Regions from separate parts of the Homo sapiens genome. Here region 2 is linked to region 1. Evidence: chromatin contacts called from ENCODE Hi-C or POLR2A ChIA-PET data. All regions are on one chromosome and are shown on one strand. Each heading gives the region's core, a stretch centred on a gene start or an enhancer-like site at or near the end of the contact. The rest is flanking DNA. Distances are from core to core; before and after follow the strand shown. Region 1 has its middle 29 kb from the start of PCDH1. Region 2 holds the start of FCHSD1 (FCH and double SH3 domains 1).

What was found. Hi-C counts contacts between places; a loop is a spot of excess contacts on that map. ChIA-PET counts read pairs that join two places held with the same protein, here RNA polymerase II (POLR2A). Pooled maps may share reads with other maps.
Region 2: a pooled map shows a loop between it and region 1 (8-fold over the local background). The contact joins the promoter of FCHSD1 here to the enhancer-like site in region 1. A Hi-C loop is called at or near these places in 1 of 37 single-sample maps with no recorded cell type and 13 of 50 pooled maps. POLR2A ChIA-PET finds 5 or more read pairs at or near these places in 7 of 52 experiments (B cell, CD4-positive, alpha-beta T cell, K562 and 4 more).

The regions. Positions count from the first base shown.
Region 1 is chr5:141,846,850-141,852,784 of GRCh38, reverse strand. No RefSeq gene overlaps it. Among named protein-coding and RNA genes, the nearest start is that of PCDH1, 29 kb to the left of the region's middle. RefSeq lists a silencer at 2,860-3,109 and enhancers at 2,760-3,316, 3,670-3,759, 3,875-4,431, 5,188-5,935. Within about 2 kb of position 3,409, at least 40 of the 41 ENCODE cell types and tissues checked have a DNase peak (open chromatin) inside an H3K27ac peak, as active enhancers do; they include B cell, CD4-positive, alpha-beta T cell and OCI-LY7, where a contact is called at or near this core.
Region 2 is chr5:141,647,772-141,653,446 of GRCh38, reverse strand. FCHSD1 (FCH and double SH3 domains 1) reads left to right here and starts at 2,029. Exons shown (of 20, transcript NM_033449.3): 1 at 2,029-2,099; 2 at 2,330-2,427; 3 at 3,043-3,088; 4 at 3,493-3,560; 5 at 3,911-4,052; 6 at 4,139-4,275; 7 at 4,427-4,490; 8 at 5,351-5,479. The coding sequence starts at 2,079. ARAP3 (ArfGAP with RhoGAP domain, ankyrin repeat and PH domain 3) reads left to right here. Exons shown (of 33, transcript NM_022481.6): 33 at 1-45. RefSeq lists an enhancer at 3,429-4,007.

The DNA of each region.
Region 1 (5,935 bases), core at 2,160-4,659:
CAGGGCACCCTGGGCTCCAGGCCCCCTTCTTCCAGTTGGGCTTCCCTTTGTCAGGGTCAGGGGTCCCATGGGGGAGGGGGTAGGGAGGTTGGGGGGCAGAGAAGCCCAGTCAGCCATGATGAGGTGAAGTTCTCTTCTTCACCTCAGGGGGCCAGGGTGTAAGGGGCGTCCTGCAGAGCCCCCGTCTCCCACTGTGGCCATCTCAAAGCCTCAGCCCCTCTTCCTTCCAGAAACCCCCACTGCCTTGGCCCATACCTCTCCAGCTCCCTAGGGGCCCAGGCTGGGAGGCTGGAGACTCAGGGTATGGCCCTTGCTTGACTTAGTCTAAGCTTGGGGAGGTGGTCCAAGATTGCGAGCGGTGGGTACAGGCTGCGGGGTCGTCTGGTGCCTTTGGGAGCTGTGCTGCTGGGGTCTTGACTCTTGTACCCCAGAGACCCCACCCCCACCCCGGAAAAGCCAGGGGCCTGAAGAATCACCCTATTTATCTGCCCCTTACCCCCAACTTGGCTTGGGGTGACAGTGCTAGGAAGGAGAGCATTGTTAGGCTGGTAGCCCTGGCATACGAAGCCCTTCTACAGAGGGGAAGGGGTAGAATGGGATGGGGTGGCAGCAGCCAGGTCTAGGGGTTGGCCAAAGGCTCCTTTCCCTTGGGGAGGCCCAGGAGATGGGCTTGGGGCTTGTTAAAGAGACAGCCCCTTTCCCCTGCACAAATGGGGCAGGTGCAATAGTCTTGGAGTTGGTAGTATTGGGTGCCCAGCTGGTGGAACAGTGGCCTCAAGGATTGTCCTGGGTCCTGGAGGTCAGGATTCGGGCAAGAAGATTGTATGAGGCCCATTTGCTTGGTGGAGAAGGTGGTCCAGACAGGCGGCATTCCTGGGGTCAGTGGACTCCCACTGGAAGCCCCTAGTGGCCTGGGTACCTTGCCCTGGTCTTAGAGACCCCTGAGCACTGAGCAGAAGAGCAGAGGAGCATTTTGCACAATGGAGAAGCCAGAAGAAAGAGGGTGGCCCAGATGGCTGGGAGAGCTGAGAAGCCCTTCCCACAGGCAAAGACAGAGCCCCCAGCCCCCTGGTTGGGGCCAGGGCACTGAGTCTGTCACCAACTGGGCACTGGAGAGATGAAACCAAAGGTGGGCAGGGGTTGGCGACAGCACTGGGGACTATCCCTGTGGGTCCTAGGTCTGTGAAGCCCCTCCCCAATGCCTGTGTCGCGTACAGTTTTATGTACCAATAGGCGACATTTGGCCAGAGGAGAGCCCCCCTCAAACCCAGCCTGACCCAGTCTGTGTCTTCCCAGAGGGGACCTAGTCGGTCCCCATCCCCCTACTTCAGGGCATGTCTCTCCGTAGGGGGAGGGTATATGGGGACATATTTCTCTCCTAGGGTCCTTGAAGCATGTTTCACATTCCGGGGTGGGGGGAAGTTCTCTGGGCATCCCTCACCTCTGGGGTCTCTCTAGGCCCTATCTCTCCCCTTGGGAGTCTCCGGGGGACATGTGTTCCCGCTGAGGACCACGGGAGCATGTCTCCCCCAATTACCCAGGCTCTCTGGGGAGCCTGTTTTCCTCCCAGGGTTCCTGGGAGTACTTAAGGCAAGTCAGTTTCGGGCCATCTCTCTTCCCAGGGAAGGGGGCTATCTCTGAAACACGTCTGGGAAGGGATGTTTCTGGCCCTACCCCCATCTCTCCTATGGGGGTTTCTCTGCCCTGCAGCACTTTAGGATGAGGCTGGGCATCTCTGAGTTGTCTTTTCTCCTAGGAGCCCTGGGATACCTCTCTCTCCCGAGGGTAGGGCCTCTGGAGCCATTTCTTCCCTGGGTCGGGGCTGTCTCCGGGTGTTGGGAGGGCTTGTGTTGGCCATGAGAAAGTCTCTTAAGGGGCGTCTCCACTGGGGACTTCTCTGGGAGGGGGGACTGTGTCCCGCCCATGGGGTTTCGGGCGGGTGTGTCTGCCCATGGGGAGGGGAGACTGTGTCTCCTCGGGTTATCTAGTGGGGAGGGGGGCCGTGTCTCTCTCGTGTGTAGGGGGGTGGGGGTCGGGGTGGGGGGTTTTGGGCGCGTCGGGTGCCCACATTGGGGTCGTGTTTCTCTTGGTTCGTGCCACTTCCCACTGCCTCGCTCCTCCCGGGAAGGGCCCCCGCCCCGCCCCACCCCACCCCATCCCTGGCGCTGCGAGCACAATCCCGTTGATTTGTAATGATTTCTGTCTCTTTCTGTCTTTCTCTTTCTCTGACCCCCCCACCCCCACCCCCACCCCCCCCCACCCCGCCGCGAGCATGCGCAGGCACCGCCCCTACCCCCTCCGGTTCGGTTCGTTTCCGGTTTGTTTGCTGAGCTGTCAATGAAAGACCCGTGTAATTATTCCCGAGCTTTACAATAAAAGTGTGAAAACCGGACCCCACTCAGCTTCTTCCGGGTCCTCGGGCCTGCGTCCCGTGGAGAGTGGGAGCTAAATCTGGAGGCCTTGGAGAGGGCTGGGGGACGCGAGGGACAAGAGACTGAGACCCGCACTGGTATTAATCGGGGATGGGGTCGAGCTGACGCGTTCTGAGGATAGACTCCTAGTCCGTACACCTCAAAGTGACCCCTGCCGGATCCTCTGGGCCCGACCTGCTGTGGGCACCCCCTCCCCGCAAGAACTCAGGTGCAGGATGGGGTGGGAGGTGACCGCAGGAGAGGTTTTGTGCTGCGCTGCCTTCTTCCCCGGGCGCCCGCAGGACGTGCAGTCGTTCCCGGGTGTATCCATTCCCGCTCCCCACTCTTTGGCAACGAGTGTGAATTGCGGAACTGGATAGGATAAGGGGCGGGAGACATCTGTCTGTCTGCCGCGTTCTCCCACGCTCAGGAACGAGGGTTGGAAGTCGATTTAGGGGAAAGGAACCGAAAAGGTCTCAGCCTCGGTCTCCGACTGCGCTCCCCTCCCCCCTTCCGGGCTCGACCGGCCCCGGCCTCCTCCGTCCGGCTCCCGGGTAAACACCCGCTCCGGAGAGGTCGGAAAACAGAGACCGGATCAGCCGGTTCCTGGCCCCGCCTCCCGGGGCGTTGCTCCCTCCTCCGCCCCTCCCCACCCCCACACCCGCCCAGCGTCGCGCGCTTTTGCTCGACCCGCGCCCTAGCTCCCTAGGCCGGTACTGTGTGGGCCTCGCTCCGGACCCCGGGGTCGGTCCAGCCGCTGGGATTAGCCGACCGCAGGGACTAATCCCGGATGAGCCTCGTGTAAACCCGGATCGACAGCGGGGACGGCGGGGGTTGCTGGCACCCCTTCATCCGTTCCCAGACGCGGAGCATCACGGGGCATAGAGCCCACCCCGAGGCTCCTTGCTGCTTTCGGAGAGACCCGAGTTGGATCTGCAGTTGGGGGCGTGGCGGGGCAGGAGATGAAGAACGCAGGGCCGGGATCTGACGCGCCGAGAGCCTGGCGCGGGGTGACTGGGGTGTGGGGCGGAAAGGCAGAGATCTCTCGGGCAGTACTTGAATCTACCGGCTTAGGTCAGCTCCCTACTCAGTCTACAACCGAAGCCCCCTACCTATCCTCCAGTTACAGAATCACAGACCCTCCCCCTACCAGTGGGTGTGGCAACCCTTCCTAAACCTGAGGCCTCACCTCATTAGGAGAGGCGCTGAATCAGCGGGGGAGGGGCCCGCATTGTCTCCACCCCTGACTTGACCCCACAGTGAAGGGTGAGGAGTTCCTTCTGTTAAGGCCTAGCCCAGGAAAAGATGTCTGGAGTTAAGGAAGTTGGAGGAGATGTGGTGGCCGACTGGGTACCAGAATCCTGTCACTGGTTGATTAACTCATTCTACAAACATTTCCTGAGCCCCTCCCATGTGCCAGACCGGCACAGGGTACTGGACCCCAAGAATGACACACAGTCTCTGTGGGAAAGGCAGACAGGTAAACAATGACCACATCTTGTGTTCGGCCCTGCCTTGAGCCGGAAATTCTGGCAGGAGACCTAAAGGCGCTGTCCTCTCCAAAGTCTAGAGGCTTTCTGGAAGGGGTGGTGCCAGAGCTGAGTTTCAAAGGGCAAATGAGGGATAGGCTACTGAGGAAGGGGTCAGCCTTGCAGGCTGAGGAGGAGTATGTGCCAGGGTCTGGAGGTGGAGGAGGAGGTGAGGTGGCTCAGGAGGGCAGGAGAAGTTGGAGAAGAAGGCAGGGGCCAGAACTAAGGACCTGCTGGTCAACTTAAAGTGCTTGGATTGAGGGGTTGGAGAGGAGCCATTTACAGATTTTAAGCCTGTAAAAGAAAAGGTCAGATTTACATTCTTCCAGATTCTGTGTTCCTCCCTTCCCTGCCCCAGGTTTCTCTGGGGATGCCTGGGTTGGGAGTGGAGATACACAGGCAGACAGGAAGAGGAACCAGGTGCAGTTTAGGCTGGTTAAGAATGGTCCCTGGCTGGTCGCGGTGGCTCACACCTGTAATCCCAGCACTTTGGGAGGCCGAGGTGGGCTGATCACGAGGTCAGGAGTTCGAAACCAGCCTGGCCAACATGGGGAAACCCCATCTCTACTAAAAATATCAAAATTAGCTGGGCACGGTGGTGCGCACCTGTAATCCCAGCTACTTGGGAGGCTGAGGCAGGAGAATCATTTGAACCCGGGAGGCAGAGGTTGCAGTGAGCCGAGATTGTGCCACTGCACTCTAGCCTGGACAGCAGAGCAAGACTCCATCTCGGAAAACAAACAAAAGAATGGTCCCCACTTTCCATCAAACTTGGAGTCAGAGAGACCTACGTTAGAAATTTGGCTGTACTTATTTCTAGTGGCATGACCTTGGGTAGGTGGCTGAGCCTCAGTTTCTTCCTCTGTAAGGTGGGGATAATAGTGCTTACCATCACCAAAGGTTATTGTGGGGCTTCAATGAGATAATTTGTCCACTTTTTTATTTATCACACGTCTAACACCTACTAAGTGGCAGGCACTGTCTCAGGTGCTAGCATTATGGTGCTGAATAAGACAGGCATGATGCCTACTCTCTCTCTCTGGGAACTTGCATTCTAGAGGAAAAGACAGACAATAAACAAATAAATGAGATAATTATAGATTGTGTTAAAGTGCTGTGAAGGAAACAAACAGTGGGACAAGAAGGAGGATAACTGGAGGTGGGGGAGGGGAGGGGGCTGCTTTACCCAGCCAGGGAAGCTTCCCTGAGGAAACCTGAAGGTTGGCCAGTGTACTCCAGCCTGGGCAACAAGGTGAGACCCTGTCTCAAAAAAGAGAAAAAAAAAAATAACCCTGAAGTTTTAGAGCTTGGCAAAGAACATTCCAGATACAAGGAAACTGCAGGGAAATTGCCTTCAAAGGCCCTGAAGTGGGAGAAAAGAGCATAGCCACAGTACTCTAAGATGCTAAGATTCCTCAGGGCAGTTACCTGGGTTTCTTTTCTTCTAACCTTCTGGGCAAAGTGAGTAGAAATGGAGGGGAGTTGGCCGGGTGTGGTGGCTCACGCCTGTAATCTCAGCACTTTCGGAGGCTGAGGCGGGCAGTTCGAGACCAGCCTGATCAACATGGAAAAACCTCGTCTCTACTAAAAAAAAAAATACAGCCGGGTGCGGTGGCTCACGCCTGTAATCCCAGCACTTTGGGAGGCCGATGCGGGCGGATCACGAGGTCAGGAGATCAAGACCATCCTGGCTAACATGGTGAAACCCCGTCTCTATTAAAAATACAAAAAAATTAGCCAGGCTTGGTGGCGGGCGCCTGTGGTCCCAGCTACTCGGGAGGCTGAGGCAGGAGAATGGCGTGAACCCGGAAGGCGGAGCTTGCAGTAAGCCGAGATTGCGCCACTGCACTCCAGCCTGGGTGACAGAGCGAGACTCCGTCTCAAAACAAACAAACAAACAAACAAAAAAATTAGCCGAGCATGGTGGCGCATGCCAGTAATCCCAGCTACTCGGGAGGCTGAGGCAGGAGAATCGCTTGAACCTGGGAGGCGGAA
Region 2 (5,675 bases), core at 780-3,279, 200 kb after region 1:
TCAAAAATAGATGAGTAATTGTCAATAAACCTGGGAACCAAAAGACTACCATTCTCATTCATTCATTCAACAAATATGTATTGTGCACCTAATTGGTGCCAGGTCTGGGGATATAGCATGAACAAAACAAACAGGGCCCCTGCTCTTATGAATCCTCCGTTGTGGAGGGGAACAGAAAATAGCAAATAAACACATAAACCAGTACTTGAACAAGTGAGTTTAGTGCTGTGAAGAAACTGAACCAAAGTGATGAGCTTGAAGAGTGATTGTGGAGGCCAGGCGCAGTGGCTCACACCTGTAATCCCAGCACTTTGGGAGGCTGAGGGGGATGGATTACCTGAGGTCAGGAGTTTGAGACCATCCTGGCAAAGATGGTGAAACCCTGTCTCTACTAAAAATACAAAATTAGCTGGTTGTGGTGGCACGTGCTTGTAATCCCAGCTACTCGGGAGGCTGAAGCAGAAGAATCACTTGAACCTGGTAGGTGGAGGTTGCAGTGAGCCGAGATTGCACCATTGCACTCCAGCCTGGCAACAGAGCAAGACTCCATCTCAAAAAAAAAAGAGTGATTGTGGAGATGGTCTTTGGATGGGTGGATGGGGAAGGCATCTGTGAAGAGTTGCAAAGTAAGGGAAAGAAGCTGTTGGAGGCGACAGATGGAACGCTGGAAGGAGGAGATTCTGGAGAAAGAAAGCAGGCATGAAGAACTCTGCATTGGAAGGGACTTGGTCTACTGAGGGAACAGCAAAGAGGCTGGAGCACAGTGAGCAGACAGTGGGAGGAGAGTACAGGCTGAAGTAAGAAAGACCAGCAGGGTCTTCCATGCGTAGCCTTGAAGGCCATGGATTCTATTTGGATTTTATTCTGAAGCAAGTGCATTTTAAGCAAGTAAATTATGAGATCTTATTTCCCTTTAAAAAAGAAAAAAAAGGTTGATCACTCTGAGTGCTGTGTGAACAGTGGGTTGGGGTGAGGGCAGTGTGGAAGCAAGGAGATCAGATATTAGACCAGAAGTCTAATAATGGGGGCTTGGACTAGGATGGTGGTCTTGGAAATTGAGGGAAGTGGATCAAGAGGTTTTTGTTTGTTTATTGTTGTTTGAAATAGAACCTGTAGGACTTACTGATGGATAGAATGTAGGGGTAGGAGAAGGCACATTGACTCTGGGTTTCTGACTTAACTGACTGGAGGAAATGCGGTGCCATTTAAAACGTTACGGGGGGAGGATCAGGTTGAAGGAGGTTTAAAAGCTTTAAAAGTTGAGGTTCCTATTAGATATACTAGCAGAGGTGTCAGTGGGGAGTTGGAATGTGAATCTGGAGTTTTGAGACATGTCAGGGGTACTGGGACAGGTGCCTGAGCCAAAGAAGCTTAGGTGAGGAGGATGAGGAATTGGGGAGAGGCTCCTCAGGAAGCAGTGCTAGGGCTGGAAGATCCTAAAGGTGGCAGGGGCTTCCTGCGCATCTCCCAGCTCTCGCCGACTCACTGGTATCGTTTAGTTTTCAGTGGGGCCAAGTCTTTTTCCCTTTGGGCCTGGTTCCTTCCTGGATCCAGGCATCTTTCTCACCCCGCTCACGCTGGCTTTTCCAGTTAAGCGGGAATTAGGAAAAGGTCTGGGACCAGCCCTCTCTTCGTCAGATGCATCTTTGCTCAGGTGCCCAGTGACTCAGTTTCCCTGGTCACACACTGAATTCCTCTCCATTCCTCATCATTAGCTCGGGGACTGGGGATCTACATATGCAAATGAATAATTATCAATAATTACAGGCTGAATCAGTGGTTACACTACAAATAGAACTTAGGCGTCTTGACTCAGATGCCTGGGGTTCTTCCCACCGCCCAGCGGACGCTGCGTCCGCCCCGCCCGCCCCGCCACCCGGACCCTGCCGGCGTATTCGCAGCAGTAACAGGTTTAGTTTCTCGGTGGCCCCCTCTCGCTTCCGCGCCCTGCGACGTCGCCGGACAAGTCGTGGGCGGGCAGAGGGCGGGGCCTGACCTGGCCTGGGGCGGGGCTCCATAGTGGGCGGGGCTTCCTCCAGTTCCGGAGTCCAGTGGCTGACCGCCTTGCTGGAGCGGAGATGCAGCCGCCGCCCCGAAAAGTGAGCTTGGCCCTGAATGGGGACTCCTGGCGGGCTGGGGGAACGGAGGGAGCTAAGGGGGCATCCGACTTGTGGTAGGAGACGGGAAGTCGGAAGGGGTCAGACCCCAAACCAGAAGTAACAGAGGAAAGAGCTCAGCACCCCCCCGGCCCCGCCCCCTCACCGCTCCCTGCGCGGAGTGTTTTTTAGGTCCTTGCGCTGGGGTCTTCATCCTCTCTTTGCCCCCACAGGTGAAGCCGGCCCAGGAGGTGAAGCTTCGCTTCCTGGAACAGCTGAGCATCCTTCAGACCTGGCAGCAGAGGGAGGCGGATCTGCTGGAGGACATCAGGTAGCTCCCCCAACCCCCTTCATTTACACTCACCTTCGTCGTTGTGCGCCACTTCTCCCCAATATACATGTGCTGGGGTGGAGGAACAGGGGCCAAGAGCTCCCCAGCCGACCCATCCACAGCCCTCACCCTAGGCCTGGCCTCTCCAGATACTGGATAGGAATGCTCCCCCACCTAACCCCTCCCAACCCCCTCCCACCCACATAAACACACAGGAACCCTCCCTCAAAGCCCTTGACTCCACACCACTGCCCCCAACCCCACAATCAACCTTAGGGCAGAATCCCTCTCCCTCTTCCAGACCTGTTGGAAGGCTGGCAGACATCGTACCCAGGCCCCCATCAGTCTTCACCTCTAAGCCTACAGATGAACCTCTGGGGTGGGGAGGATCCTGCTGGGGCCCGGGGCAGTAAGGTGAGGGTTTCCTGTGTTGCAGCTGCCCGAGGTGATCTCAAGGACTCCCATCAGTCCCATTCCCTCTGGGTGTAGTTACACTCTAGGAACCTGGCTCCCCCCAACCGCTCCCTCCTGCCCAGAGTAGAGGACTGAGGATGGGAGAACAGGACCAAACATAACCTTATCCCCCACCTCACCCCCGACCTGCAATCTCCGCAGATCCTACAGCAAGCAGAGGGCAGCCATTGAACGGGAGTATGGGCAGGTATGGGACTTTTCTCTGGACCTTACCTCTTGTTCCAGCCTCTCTTATATCACCAGTAATGTCTGTCCATACCTATCCCTATTGTGGTCAAGAGCAGATGCCTAGAGTCAAGCAGACTGGTGTCAGATCCCTGCTGTGTAATTATAGCCATGTGACCTTGGACAAGTTACTTAACCTTTCTTGACCTCAGTTTCTTTCTCTGTGAAATGGGAATAATAATAATACCTTACCTTCATGTAGGGTTGTTGTAAGGATTAAACAAATTAATGACTATAAGGCATTTAGCAAAGCAAGTGGCACATAATGTACCCAAAGAATGGTATGATTATACTCTGATGTCATATTCTGCCAGTTGGGGTGGGTCTTTGAAAGGGAACTTGGTTCTGTGATGGCTTTTTCACCAGGCACTCCAGAAACTGGCTGGCCCATTCCTGAAGAGGGAAGGGCACCGGAGCGGTGAGATGGACAGCAGGTGGGCCCTATGGAGGGGGAGGGCCACAGAGGCCAAAAAGTGATGGGGAGCTCAGCCCCAGGAACCTGTGGGGATGAAGGCCTAGCAAGTGGGGAAGGCACGTGAGCTGTAGGTAGAGCTGACACAGCAGCAGCAGAGGAGCTGACCCAGCAAGGACACTGTGGGTGGGGTGGAGGGCAGGAGTGAGGCTTGTGGCTGAGCTAATGGGCTGATCGATTGATGGGCTCCCAGACAAGGGAGGATGGGAAAGCACTCTGTCTCCCATGGTGTTGGTCAGGGGGCAGGGGGTGGGGGTGGTCTCATGAAGCTGTGGAGTGCTCTCCTCCTCAACACAGACCTTCTCTGGGGAGGGGCAGGACAGTGTTCGGTGCCTGGCGCTGCCTGCTGGATGCCACCGTGGCTGGGGGCCAAACCCGACTCCAGGCGTCTGACCGATACCGTGACCTAGCAGGGGGTACAGGGCGGAGCGCCAAGGAGCAGGTGCTTAGGAAGGTATGGCTCAGAGGTTGGGGTGAAGGAAGAGCTGGCTTGGGACCAAAGGTGGTCTAGGTAAGGACTTTGTGTATGCATCCCAATAGGGAACAGAGAACCTCCAGAGGGCGCAGGCTGAGGTGCTGCAGTCTGTCCGGGAGCTGAGCCGAAGTCGGAAGCTGTATGGGCAGCGGGAACGTGTGTGGGCCTTGGCACAGGAGAAGGCGGCTGATGTCCAGGCCAGGTGGGGTCATGGAGAGTGAGGAAGCCCAAGGTTGGGGAACAGGGAGGTGGGGCTGTCTAGGGGTGGAGCCAAGTCACCAAAGCTGGGCCTGACTCTGATCTCATATTCTCCCACTTGGGGTGGGCCTGACTCCTTTCTCTCATCTGCACAGGCTAAACCGAAGTGACCATGGGATCTTCCACTCTCGGACCAGTCTCCAGAAACTGAGCACCAAGGTTCGAGGGATGAGGGCATGAGTGGGGGCAGGGAAGAGGGAGGCAGAGTAGTCTAGTGGTTTGGAACATAGGTGCATATGTATGAAAGACTGGGTTGAATCCAGGCTCTCCTACTTCCTGGGTGGGTAACCTTGGTTAATTTACTTGATCTCTGTGAGCCTTATTTTCTTCTATAAAATGGAGAGAATACCCTTCTTTTTCAGTCCTTTAATATGCATTTATTGAGGATCTGTATATAATAGGCACTGTTCTAGACATTATGGATACAGTGGAGAACACTACCAATGGAGTTCCTGCCCTCACAGTCTGGTTAAGAGAGACAGACAGCAAATAAATACTTAGATTAAGATGAAAATAAAACAAGGTACTATGATAAAGAATAACAAGGGGGTAGAATTTAGAGGGAGGCCTCTCTGAATAGGTGGCCTAACTGTCAAGAAGGAGCTGGCCTTGCAAAGATCTAGGGGAAGAACATTGCAGAGAGAAGAAATGGTGAGTGCAAAGGGTCTGAGGTGGGAATAACTTTGTAGGCTCGAGGAACTGAGAGAGGGCCAGTATGGCTGGAGTACTGTGAGCAAGGGAACAAGCGCTTGAAAAGAGGTCAGAGAGATTGCGGGGGCCAGCTCATATTGAACGTGGTGGACCATGGTAAGGAACAGTGGATTTTATTTTAAATGCGTGCAGAAGGCACTAGAAGATTTTGAGCAGGAGTTGTGTGTATGCAACATTTTTAGTGTAGTGCCAGGCACATAGTAAGCACTCAATAATGTGAGAATCCATTCTGGATCTGGCTTCTCAATTGGTCTTGGAAGGACTCTGGGGGTCTAGGGCTTCCTATTGACATCAGTTTACCCTCCTAGCTGTCCGCCCAGTCAGCCCAGTACTCCCAGCAGCTGCAAGCAGCCCGCAATGAGTACCTGCTTAACTTGGTGGCTACCAATGCCCACCTCGACCATTACTACCAGGAGGAACTGCCAGCTCTGCTCAAGGCCAGTTTTAACCCAGACACCCCTATCCCTCAGCAGGGAGGGAAAGGAGGACCTCCCCCTGCTTCTTGATCCCCATGACAGTGGGTGGTGCAGGGGATCTTGTCTGTTTAGAGTGAGTAGATGATACATACATGCACTCTGGTTCTGCTCCTAGCTGGCTGCATGGCATTGTACAGTACACTTAAACTCTTCCGAA